Regions from separate parts of the Homo sapiens genome. Here region 2 is linked to region 1. Evidence: chromatin loops called from intact Hi-C (ENCODE). Cell type or tissue: heart left ventricle. All regions are shown on one strand. Links, peaks and the distances in the headings refer to the core of each region. The heading gives the core; the rest is flanking DNA. Region 1 overlaps TSKU (tsukushi, small leucine rich proteoglycan). Region 2 overlaps CAPN5 (calpain 5).

Region 1 (5,365 bases), core at 84-5,083:
TGCCTTCCCTCATGCCTGGGCCGGCCTGACCCGCAATGGGCAGAGGGTGGGTGGGACCCCCTGCTGCAGGGCAGAGTTCAGGTCCACTGGGCTGAGTGTCCCCTTGGGCCCATGGCCCAGTCACTCAGGGGCGAGTTTCTTTTCTAACATAGCCCTTTCTTTGCCATGAGGCCATGAGGCCCGCTTCATCCTTTTCTATTTCCCTAGAACCTTAATGGTAGAAGGAATTGCAAAGAATCAAGTCCACCCTTCTCATGTGACAGATGGGGAAACTGAGGCCTTGAGAAGGAAAAAGGCTAATCTAAGTTCCTGCGGGCAGTGGCATGACTGGAGCACAGCCTCCTGCCTCCCAGCCCGGACCCAATGCACTTTCTTGTCTCCTCTAATAAGCCCCACCCTCCCCGCCTGGGCTCCCCTTGCTGCCCTTGCCTGTTCCCCATTAGCACAGGAGTAGCAGCAGCAGGACAGGCAAGAGCCTCACAAGTGGGACTCTGGGCCTCTGACCAGCTGTGCGGCATGGGCTAAGTCACTCTGCCCTTCGGAGCCTCTGGAAGCTTAGGGCACATTGGTTCCAGCCTAGCCAGTTTCTCACCCTGGGTTGGGGTCCCCCAGCATCCAGACTGGAAACCTACCCATTTTCCCCTGAGCATCCTCTAGATGCTGCCCCAAGGAGTTGCTGCAGTTCTGGAGCCTCATCTGGCTGGGATCTCCAAGGGGCCTCCTGGATTCAGTCCCCACTGGCCCTGAGCACGACAGCCCTTCTTACCCTCCCAGGAATGCCGTGAAAGGAGACAAGGTCTGCCCGACCCATGTCTATGCTCTACCCCCAGGGTAGCATCTCAGCTTCCGAACCCTGGGCTGTTTCCTTAGTCTTCATTTTATAAAAGTTGTTGCCTTTTTAACGGAGTGTCACTTTCAACCGGCCTCCCCTACCCCTGCTGGCCGGGGATGGAGACATGTCATTTGTAAAAGCAGAAAAAGGTTGCATTTGTTCACTTTTGTAATATTGTCCTGGGCCTGTGTTGGGGTGTTGGGGGAAGCTGGGCATCAGTGGCCACATGGGCATCAGGGGCTGGCCCCACAGAGACCCCACAGGGCAGTGAGCTCTGTCTTCCCCCACCTGCCTAGCCCATCATCTATCTAACCGGTCCTTGATTTAATAAACACTATAAAAAGTTCTTTGCTTTACTCAGCCAGTGTCCACTGGCAATCCCTGGGCTGGGCTCTGGGGCCACAAAGATGAATCAGGTTAGGCCCTGCCCTGGGCAGCTTGTTCTCCCTGAAAAGCCTGATAATCTCAGGATTTGGGGAGTAAGGTGACGTGAAGGAGGGAGTTCCTGCACCCTGTTCACCTCTCATCTCCCGTGGCCCTACCCCACTGTTCCTGCCACCCCAGCTCCAGCCATAGCCATGAGCATGCAGGCCCTTGCACACCTGTTCTCTTGCTCAGGCGTTACTGTGGGACCTTGCCCTTGCCCTCACCCCTGTCTCTCAACCTCCTTCCTATCCAGTAGACCTAGTTCTTGCCCGCCCGCAGAAGCTTCCTTGGCCCCTTCCACCTCCCTCCTCTGAACTGCAACAGTATTTTGTTCTTCCTTGGTGCTTCAGCTGCTATGGTACCCCAGCTCCTGTTTGCACACTTCCACTGACAGAGATCACACTTGGAGCTCATCTGGGTGGCTCTGCTGTCACCAAGTTCTTCCTTCTAACTGGCCAGTCTACAGGGAATGTCTACCATCATCACCAATGACAGGTTTTTCCTGATCCCTACTCTGTGCCCAGAACATTCAGGCCATATGCACTGGTGGGAGCTTGCCCATCTTGTAATCAGGCCTCCCCAGGGAGAAGTATCAGCTTGAGGCCCTGGGTCCGAGGCTGGCACCCAGCGGTCAAGGTAGGAAAGAGCTGAGGCTTGGCGCCGGGCGGTGTGGAGGAGAGGGAGGTCAGGGTGAGACCCCGGGCCCCCACAGTCCTCCTGTTTGTTCTCCACTTCCCCTACATTTCCTGGGACAGGAGAGGATTCAGATGGAGGTAGGGATCACGGTACTTTCACCCAATGGGTCCGGGTCTTCCCAAGTCCCCGCTTGTGGAAGGAGTCCTTGCGGGAGGGCCATGGAACAAAAAGGCCTTAAAGACAGGGCCAAAGCGTGCGGAGGGCAGCGAAGGGAAGGAGGGGGCTTCTGCGGCAATCAGTTCTGGAGCAGGTCACCTCCGCCCGAGCTGCAGCTTCCTCCTCTGCAAAACGGGGCAGGGTGAAGGCCCAGTGAGAGCATGGGCGCGGATGCCATCACGCTGGGCGGGCTCGTCCTTCCCGTGGGGAACCTGCCCTGCACCCCGCAGCCCTGGCCTCCTGCCAGCCATAAGGAGAGCGGAAGCCCCGGCGGGCCTCGCCGACCCGGGAGTCCGCGCGGCCCCTCCCTGCCCGTGCGGAGGCTCCCGGCCCGCAGCGCCACCTCGTGCTCACGCATGGCCAGACACCCCAGATCCCAGCGGGGCCAAGAGCCAGGACCGGGGCGGCTGGAGGCCAAAGTGGGCTGCGCTGTTTGCTTTATGCGGCCAGTCCCTTCCCGCCCACCAGACTACCCTCGCCCTGCCGGACTCCGCCCTCCAGGAACCCTGGCGCCCAGGGCGAGGGCTTCGAATCTTACACAATCAGGAAAATTCGTGCAAAGAATCCGTTTTGGAATTCACAGAAAAGGGTTGAAATCTTGGGGTCATCACTAACCAATTGTGTGATTTTTGGCCAGGTCACTTTACTTCTCTGAGCCTGGAAAATAGGGATGAAAATATCTCCCTCAAGGCCGGGCACGATGGCTCCTGCCTGTAATCCCAGCACTTTGGGAGGCTGAGGCAGGAGGATCGCTTGAGCTCAGGAATTCAAGACTAAGACCAGCCTGGGCAACATAATTTAAAAATCTAAAAATTAACCGGGCATGGTGACGCCTGTAGTCCCAGCTACTTGGGAGGCTGAAGTGGGAGGATAGCTTGAGCCTGGGAGGTTGGATGACAGAGTTAGACCCTGTTTAAAAAAAAAAAAAAAAAAAGCAAAGAGAGAAAAATAAAAATAAAAGAAAGACAAAAAAGAAAGAGAAACAAACAAAGAAAGAGAAAATACCTCCCTGAGCCTGGGAGGTTGAGGCTGCCGTGAGCCGAGATTCTACCACTGCACTCCAGCCTGAGTGACAGAGCTAGACCCTGGAAAAAAAAAAGAACGAAGGAAGGGAGGGAGGGAGAGAGAAAGGAAGAAAAGAAAGAAAGAGCAAAAAAGGAAGAAGGAAAGAAGGAAAGAAGGAAGGGAGGGAGGGAGGGAGGGAGGGAGGGAAAATATCTCCCTCCACAGGACTGTGTGTAGAAGAAATGAAGTAACATTTGTAGAGAACCAAGTACGGTGCCTGGCACAAAATGGCAGCCTCTAAGTGCTCTTTCCCGCCCTCATCCAACCATGGAGTTATGAAGTAGATTACAGAGCCATGTAGTCTGAGTCTGTTTTTTATAACTCGCACTCAGAACTGAAGAATTTTGTAAAGTTCTGGGACTGTAGAATCACAGAACGACACCCGGTAATCCACAGGGTCATGGAGTAGGTACTCACCGTCAGCTGTGGCCCAGCTCACCACCATGGGTCAGCAGGGTCACCAGCCTCTTTATGCCTTTCACAGTAATGCAGCGGCCAGCTATGGCTATGTGTTCCTCATGCTTTGTGTACATGCCATCATCTCCTCACAACTGCACCAGGTGTTTTTGTCACCATACAGATGAGGAAACCAGCATAGGCCAGGCTTTATCTGTCAGGTGGCAATTCTCACATTCTTCCTTGTCCTACCCCAGGGGCCGGGCCAGCTGTGTAAATCCCATGAATCAGAGAGGGTAGAGGTGCACTGATAAACCAAAAAGCACTGGGATTCCATTTATTTTTTATTTTCAAATAAGTTGCAGAAGTTATGCAGTTCTACATAGCTCCGATCAGACTGTGGATTCTAGATCTTAGAGTATAAAAAGCCAAAGGTCAAAGTCAAAGTCCTTTCTCTCCTGGCCCCTTTTCACGGATGGGGAATCTGAGGCCCAGAGACGAGTAAGTTCCCATGGTCCATGGCCAGGATTCTGTGCTTCAGAACGGCCTATGTAATTTGTGGGACCCAGTATAAAATGAAAATGTGGGGCCCCTTGTTCAAAGTTATTAGGATTTCAAGATGACAAGAACAGAGCATTAAACCAAGCACAGGGTCTTTCTATGGTTTCACTGCCCATGAAGCCAGCCCTGCTGCCATTTGATCATCTCATTTCTAGAGGAGGGGCAAACACCCAGACAGTGTTGGTCAGGATGGCAGAAGAGAGTAGGTGTGGATTTGTGTGTAATCCAATCCCTCTGTAGTTCAGGGAGCCAGTTAGACTCTTCCAAATGCAGGAATGTCCCTCTGTCGTTATCACACAACCCCCTGGTTTCCCCACCTTGCCATGGCCAAAAGGCTTTCAGAGGGAAAAGGCAGCTAAAGAGGTGGATTCTACCACCCAGCTGCCACCAAACCAGCTCATGGGCTGTTTCTCTGGACTGCCAGGAATATGGGGGGGCAGAGGCCTGCCCCTTGCTCACTTTATGTGCTTACAGAATTTAAAGTCCACCAGCGCTAAAGCCCACTCATACCTAATCTCCACCAAGGGCACTGTCTATGACAACAGAGGTCATCATAGGCTAATAGGACCTTGCCCATCAATGTTCAGTGTTCCTTGTTGGCTAACGTTCACCAGGGTGCAAATGTTGGTTGATATATAATGTTTATCATATGAATGACAGCTTCCACCAATGACCAATATCCACAAAGGGAAAATGTCTGTTGGAGGCAGTGTCTGCTGTATATCAGTGCCCAGTGTTCACTGGTAGCTAATTGCAATTATACTTGCTCTGTGCATCAATACCCAATGTCAGTCCATAGCTCGGCTTCTAACGACAGCAAATGTCTATCCAGTTAAGTCACATGCCCTGTGTTTATTCTTCTCTTTATTTATTTAAGTACTAGTGGTTCTGTCTACAGGGATTATTGTGTTTGTTGAGCTTGGAGGGAAATTCCCCCTGTGTTTATTCTTTAGTTCCCAAACCTATTTATTATTTTCTTTTGCATATCCATTAGATAGTCAAAGTGTTCTGAACTGGAGGTACAAACACATTCATGTTTCTTTTTGTCTCCCTTCCCTCCCTCCCTCCCTCCCTCCCTTTCTTTCTTTCTTTCTATCTCTCTCTCTCTCTCTTTCTCTCTCTCTCTCTCTCTTTCTTTTTTCAGGGTCTTATTCTGTCACCCAGGCTGGAGTGCAGTGGCGTGATCATAGCTCACTGTAGCCAATCTCCCATGCACAAGCAAGCCTCTTGCCT
Region 2 (5,365 bases), core at 175-5,174, 280 kb after region 1:
TTCTAAAAGCATTATTGTTTTACCTTTCAGTTAGATTTGAAATCTATCTGGAATAAGTTTTGTATACGGTTTGAGGTAGGGGTAAGACAACTGTTTTTCCTTATGGATAGCCAGTTGACCCAGCACCATTTATTGAAAAGATAAATCCTTTCCCCAGTGCATTGTGGCATCTCTTTTGTCATATATCAGGTGTCCTTATACTTGTGGCTTATTTCTGAACTTTCTATTCTGTTCCACTGTTCTATAAGACAGTGCCCAGTGAGCTTTGTGATCAGCCTTGTTACTTAGTAGTGTAAGTCCTCCAGCTTGTTCTCTTCAAATGGCTCTGCTTATTCTGGGTCCTTTGTGGCTTTGAGGCCCGTGGTGGCTTTGAGGCCCTCTTGCTGCTGGGCTTGGGCTCAGCTGTGTCCTTCGTTCTTATTATTCCCCTGGGGCTGATGCTGGCTCCATGACCCCATCTCTCAGAGGCTCAGAGAGGTAGGTGACTTGCCCCTCCACACAGCTCTGGAGCCTGGCCTTGGCTTCTGCCTCAAGGACAAATTCCTTGGTGTTCCCATCTACAAAATGGCTTAGGTGGTCCAGGGAAGGCTCACAGGTATCAGCCCGCTGGAAGATGAGGCCTTATTCCATCCTGTACACAGCCAGGCTGTCCCCGCTACCTCCAGCAGGTCCAGGGAACAGCAGACTAGGCCACACAGCCTCCTGGAAGAGGAGTACCAACCATGTCCCAGGTGAGGATAGACTGAGCTTCCCTAAGGCAGGCCTAGGAACAGATGCCACTTTCTTTCTGTCATCTGTCACCTTAGAGGCTGGAACCCAGTAGGGCTCAGAGGAGGCTTGCTGATTGACAGCAGCTCAGAGGGGTTCCCACCTTGCCCAAGGACACACAGCAGCTAAATGATGCAGTTGGGATGCAAACTCAGATCTGACTGACCTGCCAGAAGACTGGGTTCCTGAAGCTCCCTGGTGAGCACCCCAGCCCCCTCATTCTGACCCAACTCAGAACTTCCACTCTTGGTCCACAGAGGCCTCACTGTGCAGGCTGGGTCTGACTCACCGCTGCCCTGGCCACAGGAGGAGGAGGGCTGATACCAGTGAGCCTTCCCTGGAGATGATGGCCAGCTAAGCCATTTTGTAGATGGGAACATCAATGAGCTTGTCCAGAGTCTGCAGCCTCTTATGCAGATCTCAAGCCTCCAGACTCCGTATCCTAGGCTTCTCAAAGCAGGGCCCAGGTTAGCACTGTGCTCATTTTAGGGGGTGCCCTGAGGTGGTAATAAAGATGTCTTTCATACCTCTGAGCCTTTGCGTGAACTGTTCCCTTTGCCTGGAATGGCCTTTCTCTCCTGCCTCTGTGGCCAGGCCTGTGTGGAGGCTTCCCTGCTTTCCTCTTGCTGGAACCTCTGAATGACACATACTTCATTTGGCCTTATGTCTGTTGGCTACACTAGACCAACTCCGACAGGAACCCCAAGTTGTGGTAGCCCCCCCATACCTGGCGGGGGTCTGGACACATCGTGGGTGAAGCCCAGATGTCGACTGCCTGAGACTGTCAGTCCTCAGGGCACAGAGCATGAAAGGATACAGAGTGCTGCTCTGCATGGTGGGGTCTTGTTTGTTCCTCACAGTGGCCCAGAGGCCCTGGCACATTGTCTCTTCCAGACAAGGACCATGCAGACCAGTGAGGTAATGCGGCCTGCTCAGGACAGCGGGGGCCTGGGTCGAGGCTCAGGAGCTGGAGGAGGGCTGGGCCGCAGCAGAATGTGCTAGGGCTACAGTCTGGATAGTGGGGATGTGGGCACCGGCTGGCACCCAGCTGTCAGGGAGGGGAGGAGAGGAGAGCCAGGCCTTCCCCAGGGTGAAGGGGTGGGCCCTGCTGCAGCAGACCTGAGTGCTGGCGTCTGTGATGTGGAAAGCTGATTCCCCTTGGGAGCCTCCGCCACTCTCTGAGCCTTTTTCTCTTCTTGAAGGAATTCCTCCTGCACTCACCTTTGTTGGTTCATGCAACATAACTCCTCAATCCCTGGAGCCCCACATTGGACCCTGGGATAGAGAGAGGAGCTGGACACAGCCCCTCCCCTGGAGGGGCACAGGGTAGGCTGGGGAGGCAGACAAGTCATGTGCAGATGGGATACAGTGTTAACAGGTGCTGTCCCAGGGGCACCAGGATGGCAGAGGAACAGTGTGTGCAGAGGCCCTGAGGGAACAGTCTTGTGGGAGCTGCGAGGAGCTCCGAGCCCCAGAGCTTCAGCCCAGGGTGGAGAATGGTGGGGATGAGACTGGCAGGAGGAGGGAAGAGGGCAGGCACACAGGGCAGCTGGGAAGCTCAGGTGGTCCTGAACCCCACCCAGGGGTCCTGCTCGGCCCAAACAGCTAAAAACACCAGGGAGACAGGAAGTGCTACGGGCCTAAGCTCAGGCTCAGAAAGAAAAGGCCTGGGTGGAGCAGCTTGCCTGCCTCCTGGTCTATCCGTGGCCTTCAGTGCTCTGCCTGGGGCTAGCAGAGGAGACCTGACCCTGTCGGGGTGTTGGCCCCATAGATACAGTGGGAGGTGACCTTGGGGCAGATGGAGGGTGCAGAGGGGCAGTCTGTGCAAGGGCCGGGGCCAGAAGAACCTCACATAAGTAGGCCAAGGTTAGCCTGGCAGGCAGGTGAGGCTGGAGGGATGGGGCAACGGTATCAGGCCCTCAGCCAGCCAGGCCTGGCCCTGTGCAGCCCCTGGCCCAGCCGAGCTCTCCCTTTATGGCCTCCACCTCCCTTCCATCCTCCCCAGGAGTGGACCCTCCCAGCAGCGTTGGCCCCTTCCTAGCCTGGAGAGCAGCCAGACCCTCTTTCTCCACCAGCCTGGCTGTGTGCCCTGGGCGAGCTTCCTCTCCCTCTCTGGACCCTCTAGGCTCAGAAACACTGGAATTGCAAGAGCTGATTTCTGGGCTCCTGCTTTCAGCTTCTCTGATCTAATTCTTGTAGCCTAAATTGCTTCCTGAACTGACCCTGCCGGAAACCCGTGGTGCTAATGCTGCTCCTCGGTGACTCTGCCAGAAGCCTGAAGCCCGGAAGCTGGCTCTGTGAGCTCCTCCCCTCTCTCCCTCAGACCTCCAAGGCAGGGAGAATGGGTGGGAGGGGGCAGGGCTGCTGGCCTCCGTGGGCAGAGGGGCAGCCAGAGAAGTTAAGTGGTTGGCCTGAGGTCACACAGCAGCACTCCAGCAGGCCCAGTATGGATATGGGGGCAGAAGGTGAAGTGGCTTGGGTGCAGAGCAGGGGACAACTGCTCTCAGCTCCCTTGGCAGGTGGGGGGACAATGGCCCCCTTGCCCTCCCTGCTGTCCATCTGTGCCCATGCTCACTGCCCGCGCTCGCCTCTTTCCTTTCCTGTCTCTCCCTTCCCTCTTTCCCTCCACATGAGGCCCCAGTGAGGCTCCAGCTCAGCCACGGTGTGTGGGGAGACCCTAAGTGAGAGCGGCAGGGTCATACAGCCAAGGCGGTGGCACTAAAGTCAGAGGATCTGGGTTCCCGTCCGGACACCAGGTTTCCAGGGGAGCTTGGGCAGGTCACCTCACCTCACTGAGCCGCAGTTGTATTTTGTGAAAGCTGGCAGCCGTGTGCCCACCGGCACTGTTGGCAGGCAGTACACATGCACCTCTGGCCAGGGAAATGGGGCGTCTCTTGGGACCACTGGGTGTCTTGGCCCCTTCCCCCTCACTCCTCTTCCCACTGGCATGCTTGGCGGGCTCCTCAGCCTTCAGTTAATGGGTTGACTCCTTCCAGGAGGTGCAGCAGCACTGTGTAATTCCCATCACTGAGATGAGAAAACGGGCTCAGAGAGTTCACATGACCAGTTCAACGTCACCCAGCAGGAGGGTGGTACCACTGGGGCTGGCACTCACACCAGTCTTGATCTCAGATATCACTCCCACAGCCAGCCTGCCTTGCCTTGGTTTCCCTCAGGGCTGGGCTGGAAATTGTGGCCTTTACCCCAAAAGGATTGCACTGTTACCCTGGGCAGGCCCCAGGAAGAGTAGATCGGGGACTGTGGAGCTGCACCGCAGCCCAGATGGAGTTTGAGGGATGGGGGCGTGGATCATAAATGGGGTGGTCACTCAGGTGCTTGGCCGTCCGAGCATCTCTCAGCGCACCTGATATGCAGGCCCTGCCAGCCGCTGTTCCTTGCCCTGCCCTGCCCTCCACTCCCAGAGGCCTTCCCTGACCATGTTGGTCCAGTCTGTGTCCCTTGCACTTGGTCAGCACATTGGTGCAAAGTTCAGGGTGCTTGGCTGGGCCCACCTGGGCCCCTGGGGAATGGAGGGAGGGTTAAGGAGCCATGGGCCTGCTCTCTACAGAATTAGAGACGCCTATTCCCAAGATGCTGTGAGGAAGGCAGCATGGTGCGGGGAGGACCGGAGAGAATGAATGAATGATGCTGAGAGGGGTACCTGGGGCAAGGTTTTCCCACACCAGGCAGAAATGTGCCACTCTCTAGAGGTGGGGAGGGAAACCCAGAGGCACACGCTGCTTTCCTGTGGGAGACACACCAGCCAGGGAGCTGGCAGGGCTGGCCACTGGTCTGATTCCGTCTGAGGAGGTGTAGGGAAGGCTGGTCAAACAAAGGAAGGCAGGGAGGTAGGTGCGGTGTGGGCCAGGCCTGAGCTCTGTGTGGCCTGTGGGCCTGGTATCGCCTCTGAGCTTCAGAAACGAGAGAATCCAGTCTATGGAGTCAGGCCGGTCGGTGTCTGTCCCACTCTGCTGTATACCAGCTGTGTGACCTTGGGTAGGCTCCACGCCTCGCTGAGCCTTCCGTGCCTGTGCCATGGGGCTGATGATGTCCGCTTCACAGGGCACATCAGGGACCCAGGGACTCTGTGAGTGACCGTCTTCTTGCCTTCCTGTCCAGGTGTTCCCCCTCCCCTCCCTGGGGCAGCAGCCACCATGTTCTCGTGTGTGAAGCCCTATGAGGACCAGAACTACTCAGCCCTGAGGCGGGACTGCCGGCGCAGGAAGGTGCTCTTCGAGGACCCCCTCTTCCCCGCCACTGACGACTCACTCTACTATAAGGGCACGCCGGGGCCCGCCGTCAGGTGGAAGCGACCCAAGGTCAGTGTCTGGTCCCAGCTGGAGCTGGGTGAGCGGGCCCAGGCCCACCCACAAGGCTGGGCCTGCAGGGACATCGGGGTGGTGGGAGGAGGCATCCCTGGCCCCAGGCTGCTGAGAAAGTGAGGGTGCTGAAACGGTGGGATTTGATCCGGATGGGGAGCTTGGAGAATGGGCTGTAATCCTGTGGCCACCACTGGATTGGTTGAGGCCCAGCCAGGCCTTCACCCTCTCAGGGCCTCCACTTCCTCACAGGAAAAATGGGGCAGTAACCTCAGCCC

What was found. A loop is a pair of places that touch in the nucleus more often than their neighbours do. Peaks named below come from ENCODE experiments on the same cell type or tissue, not always from the same donor. Only the 100,000 strongest peaks of a DNase experiment are listed, where the experiment ranks them.
Region 2: a loop joins it to region 1, with 2.3 times the contacts of the local background. A loop is called at or near these places in 19 of 110 quality-filtered maps.

Annotation. Positions count from the first base shown.
Region 1 is chr11:76,796,967-76,802,331 of GRCh38, forward strand. It overlaps TSKU (tsukushi, small leucine rich proteoglycan), which reads left to right. Exons shown (of 2, transcript NM_015516.4): 2 at 1-1,178. Among named protein-coding and RNA genes, the nearest start is that of TSKU, 16 kb to the left of the region's middle. RefSeq lists a silencer at 2,213-2,472. In heart left ventricle, for the core only: CTCF peaks have their summits at 2,462 (motif pointing left) and 2,676; DNase peaks (open chromatin) are centred at 1,965 and 2,465; H3K4me3 peaks cover 774 bases; H3K27ac peaks cover 548 bases.
Region 2 is chr11:77,079,965-77,085,329 of GRCh38, forward strand. CAPN5 (calpain 5) reads left to right here. Exons shown (of 13, transcript NM_004055.5): 2 at 4,888-5,087. The coding sequence starts at 4,923. Among named protein-coding and RNA genes, the nearest start is that of CAPN5, 16 kb to the left of the region's middle. In heart left ventricle, for the core only: no CTCF peak of the experiment used is centred there; DNase peaks (open chromatin) are centred at 2,687 and 3,047; H3K27ac peaks cover 735 bases.